Linked DNA regions of Homo sapiens: region 1 is linked to region 2. A link is an interaction called in ENCODE POLR2A ChIA-PET data of the cell type or tissue named here. Cell type or tissue: B cell. All regions are shown on one strand.

Evidence for each region. ChIA-PET counts read pairs that join two places held together with the same protein. Peaks named below come from ENCODE experiments on the same cell type or tissue, not always from the same donor. Only the 100,000 strongest peaks of a DNase experiment are listed, where the experiment ranks them.
Region 1: POLR2A ChIA-PET joins it to region 2 with 10 read pairs; 1 of 35 experiments calls an interaction of 5 or more read pairs at or near these places.

What each region holds. Positions count from the first base shown.
Region 1 is chr7:155,727,692-155,730,191 of GRCh38, forward strand. All of the region lies in intron 9 of RBM33 (RNA binding motif protein 33), which reads left to right. Among named protein-coding and RNA genes, the nearest start is that of SHH, 84 kb to the right of the region's middle. RefSeq lists an enhancer at 334-834. In B cell, no CTCF peak of the experiment used is centred here; no DNase peak of the experiment used is centred here; H3K27ac peaks cover 923 bases.
Region 2 is chr7:155,505,859-155,508,358 of GRCh38, forward strand. CNPY1 (canopy FGF signaling regulator 1) reads right to left here. Exons shown (of 5, transcript NM_001393663.1): 4 at 1,162-1,258. Among named protein-coding and RNA genes, the nearest start is that of CNPY1, 39 kb to the right of the region's middle. RefSeq lists a silencer at 1,059-1,108. In B cell, no CTCF peak of the experiment used is centred here; a DNase peak (open chromatin) is centred at 1,113; H3K27me3 peaks cover 1,689 bases.

The DNA.
Region 1 (2,500 bases), 220 kb after region 2:
GCAAGCCACATATCTGCCCAGGTGAGCTCTCCCTTCTGTCCAATAGCATCTGACATTGCCAAAAAGGTAACCGCCCATCCCCGCTTTTTTTCTGAGACAGGGTTCACTTTGTAGCCCAGGCTGGAGTGCAGTGGTGTGATCGCAGCTCGCTGCAGGCCCGGCTTCCCGGGCTCAGGTGATCCTCTCACCGCAGCCTCAAGTAGCTGGGACTACAGGTGTGTCCCACCATGCCTGGCTAATTTTTTTTTGTACTTTTTTTGTAGAGATAGGGTTTCATCGTGTTGCCTAGGCTGGTCTCGAACTCCTGGGCTCAAGCAGTCAGCCCACCTTGGGGTCCCAAAGTGCTAAGATTAGAGGTGTGAGGCACTGTCCCCAGCTGAGGCAACCCTTTTCACTCTGGTATATTTCACGGATCAGTCATTGAATGTTTTTTCTGAGTGGTGTCTTGCATTATCTGCCCTCTTTTCTTATCCTGCTACCACTTGGCTGATATGCGGGCATTTGTCATTTTGGAAAATGCGCCGTCATGACTTCTTCCTGATTGGACTGGATTTATCTACCATTCAGTTGCTCTCTTTCCCTGGGCCAGCCTCTCCACCTGTAAAGGTCAGTGGGTACTTCAGGTTCTTTGGGTCCTGTACACTCGATGACATAATGTTACCTCCCTCCTCACTGCCCTTCACCCAGCTGCTTGAGGAGACAGCACCTTGCCTGTAGCGTGTACATACTCCAGGCTACACTTGCAAATCCTTCTTTCTCCGTTCTTACTCTATTTAACTAAATTCCAAGGTCAGAAATTGCCTTGTTTACTCACCCTGAGTAAACGGTTTCTTTCTAAATCTTAGATAGCTCTTTGGTCTTACCTCTTTAATGCAGCTCTTGTAGATTGATCAGGTGAGTACTGATAATTTCTTTTACTTATTAAAGCCTGCCATGAAATTTCCATGACTGTCTGACTTTTGACTTGATGTAGTACTTACTGGTTTTCTTGACTCTGAAACACACGTAGACTTGCACAATTACACTTACATATGTGATGATAAAACATATGATTAGGGACTGATTAGGGAATGTGAGAAAAATCCCTCCCCATTTGCTGTTCATACCAAGGAATTCACAGTGTGCTCTGCAGGTAGGCAGCCTGGGTTTGAATTCAAGTTCTGCCACTTTCTAACCGTATACTAAGTGAAGGTTATTTAAATGGTCAGAAGATTTCTGTGAGCATAATACCTACCTTGTAGGGTTGTGATAAGGATTAAATGAGACAGCATGTGTATTAGTCTGTTTTCATACTGCTATAAAGAATACCCAAGACTGGGTAATTTATAAAGAAAAAAGGTTTAATTGACTCACAGTTCCGCATGGCTGGAGAGGCCTCAGGAAACTTACAATCATGACAGGAGGCAAAGGGGGAGCAAGCACCTTCTTCACGTGGTGGCAGGAGAGAGAGCAAAGTGGGGCAAGTGCCACTTTTAAACCATCAGATCTTGTGAAAACTCACATACCATTATGAGAACAGCGTGGGGGAAACTGCCCCCATGATCCAGTCACCACCCACCAGGTCCCTCCCTCCACTCGTGGGGATTACAGTTCGAGATGAGATTTGGGTGGGGATGCAGAGCCAAACCCTATCAGCATGGAAGTTCTGGCCTCCCACCAGTGATCCTCACTCTTCTCCCAGCTGCAGGGTGAAGAAGCCAGTCAGCATGGTCCTTCTCTAATGATATTATATAGTTAGAATACAAGTTAAAATAATTTCTCTTGGCCAGATGCAGTGACTCACACCTGTAAACCCAGTGATTTGGGAGGCCAAGGTGGGAGGATCCCTTGAGGCCAGGAGTTTCAGACTAGCCTGGGTAACATAGTGAGACCCCATCTCTACAAAAAATTTAAAAATTAGCCAGATATGGTGGCTCATGCCTGTAGTCCCGGGTTCTCTGGAGGCTGAGGCAAGAGGATCACTTGAGCCCAGGAGTTTGAGGATGCAGTGAGCTGTGATCGCACCGCTATACTCCAGTCTGTGTGACAAAGCAAGACCCTGTCTCTTTAACAAAAAAAAAAAAAAAAAAATTCTGTCATACATGTAAGAACTCAGTTCTGTTAATTTTTCTGTCTCTAAACCAGTGATCACCCCAGATCTTGGCTTCTGTTTGGTCCTTGTGCACTGTATGTGTTTCACATCTGCTCAGCTTAAGAGCCTCAGGCAGTTCACTGCCCGAGGTCTAGGTTAGTACATCCTAACCTTTGTTACTTCCTTCCTTCATTCAGCCATTCAGCACCTCTCCCTGTGCTTTGTGGGCAGCTGGTTTTACAGCATGCCGCAGTACTTCCAGGTTGAGAATGTGAGGCTCGGGGAATACCTTGCTATTACAAACAGGCATTTCATTCATCCATTAAATATTTATGACCGCCTGTGTGCCAGGCACTGGGCCAAGTATGGAAACACATTGATGTGTAAGACAGGCCTGGTCTCAGCTCTCACGGACCCGGCAGTTGAAGG
Region 2 (2,500 bases):
GCCTGAATAATCCTGACTACGTCGTCTCACTGTATTCTTTTGCAAGCTTCATTAAAACTGGATTTTAAACAGAAACAACCCAATTATCTACTCAGAGTATAAGCAAAAAAGACAAAAACAAAACCAAAAACAAAAAAAACAAAACTTTACCTGTTCTGTTAATGGGAGATTTGTGTACTTCTTGTTTAATAACTTTTGATGACATGAATATTTATCTACAAATGTTCAGTAGCTGTTATTTTAAGGACTTTGGCACTACATTTGATATAATGGATGTAGGTGTATTATATACTTTATTGTAAACAACTGCTGAATGCTAATTGTCTCAAACTTCCACATTGTTTAAAAGTACCCCACTGGCTTTAAATCATTGTCTTCATATCTACTCACTCATTTCTTCCCAAAGATATCCAAAAGAATGCACAACTGTGTACTCCATTCTTATAAATGTATTAAACAAGCATCCAAGTTAGGGGACTAGAAGGTCTACGTACAGCCAACAGAGCGGAGAGTCAGTGACCATCGCTTTCAACTTTGTATATTATAAATAAAATTCTGCTCATTTTTTCCAGCTTCTGAGTGTGTGTATATGCTTAAGAATTAACTATTATTTTCCACCCTCTGAGCCAGAAAAAAATTTTTTTTAAGAAGTAGATACAGGAATGGAACCTGGAAAAAAATCCAGCATCCCCCCAAACAAACAAACAAACAAACAAACAAAAAAACTTTAGAAAGTTCTTACAAAATAAAAATCGCACCTTCTGCTGCTGTAGCAGATACTCAAGCCATGAAGTGAGGGTCTCCTTCCCTGGTCCAGGATGGAAAAATCCTCTCTCTCAAAGTTTTTAAAAAGAAAGTGCTTTGGAGTCTTCTAATTCTGAACAAGAATTTTCTCCTTAACTGGAAATCAAGAATGTTTGAATTCACTTAATATATAGAGGAAAGAAAGTACAAAGAGGAAGGCCACACAGCCCTGTGGTTTCTGTTTATCTGTTTTCTCTCACATGCTGTCGTTTCTGATTCAGCGGAGACGGGGGATCCTGTGTCAGAGCCGTGGATCGCAGAGGCAGCGAGGCTCGGTCTGCAAACAAGACGCTGCAAGGCTGAGTGAGAGAGAGAGGGTGTGCGAGCAGCGAGCACATGTTACATCAGACACAGTACCTGATTTTTCACTGCACAGCTTGTCAGCTAGATAGTGTGTCTCCTGGGCGATAAGTGAGGATATTTCATCTTCATACTCTTCTATTATAGTTTCACACTGTAGAAACATAATAACAACATATGTGGATAGACGCACACTGGCGGGGCACTTTGTTAGGAAGGACTTTGCAACAATTTATTAGCTAAACATAGGAAATCATGTAACCAAGGTGGTCCATTTTTATTCGCCCTTTTGGTTTAATACATCATTGCATTGGATTAACCCTCTTCCCAGAATGTTAATTGCATCATTTTCCTGGGGCTTAAGTAAATGATGAGTTGTGTTGGAAGACATGGGAGCCTGAGGAAGGAACATCTCTTTGCATGTTTCGCTTCCTTAAATCGGACTGGAAGTCATAGGAAGAAATGGACCTCCTATCGAAGGAGCTGAAAAGTCCAACGGTTTTTAAACTAAAAAAAAAAAAAAAAAAAAAAAAAAAAGAAGACCACAGCTCCCCGAAATGATTAAACCAGTTTCCTTGTGATTTAACATAATAATCCATTTTGTGGCTTGAAAGTGTGAAAACAATTAAGCCTTCTCAGCAATCAAAACAAACGCATCTTCAATTTCACTGTGGAGAACACCCTTGACAGTTACTTCGGGAGGTGTCTTTTCATGCTGTTTAGAGATCCATCCAACATTTCACTTCACTTAAAAAAAAATACCTGACCTTTCAGAGAAGAGGGTGCTCAAATACACCCCTGCATTTGAAAATCTTAAATTCTAACTGAAGTATGTTTCTTTGTTAAGGAACTACCAGGTTATACTTTCGGGAGCTGTGAAGTTACCTAGTGGTATTCACCAGAGACTTGTAAATCATTTTCTGAGTTCATTAAGCAAGACTCTAAAAATGTTTAATGGCATTTTAAAAGATTTAAATTCGACTCTAATGTGCCTATTTAAAACCTGTGAAATACAAACACACGTATTCATTGTCATTCTTATTCTGTAGTACTTTTAACCCTGATTATTGCCTTTACTTTCTAGTTAAAATAAAATCTTTAAAAATCGGCTAAAGCCCTTATTTCAAGGTTTCAGCAGGCCTGGTATTTTGGCCAATGTGTGAACTTAATACATTTTTTAAAACAGGACTGCCCATCACTTTGTCTGATTCAACAGCATTGACTAAAGTGAAAAATATTGCAACGTATTTTGCCAAGCATATTCTAGCAAGCCAGAGACTAGCATTCACAAAAAATCAACATTACACTGGAAGGAAATTTGGCATCAGGCTAACTATCATACCTAAGCCTTTGTTTAACTTAGTTTGGGCTAGAATATTCGAATTAACTCAGGATA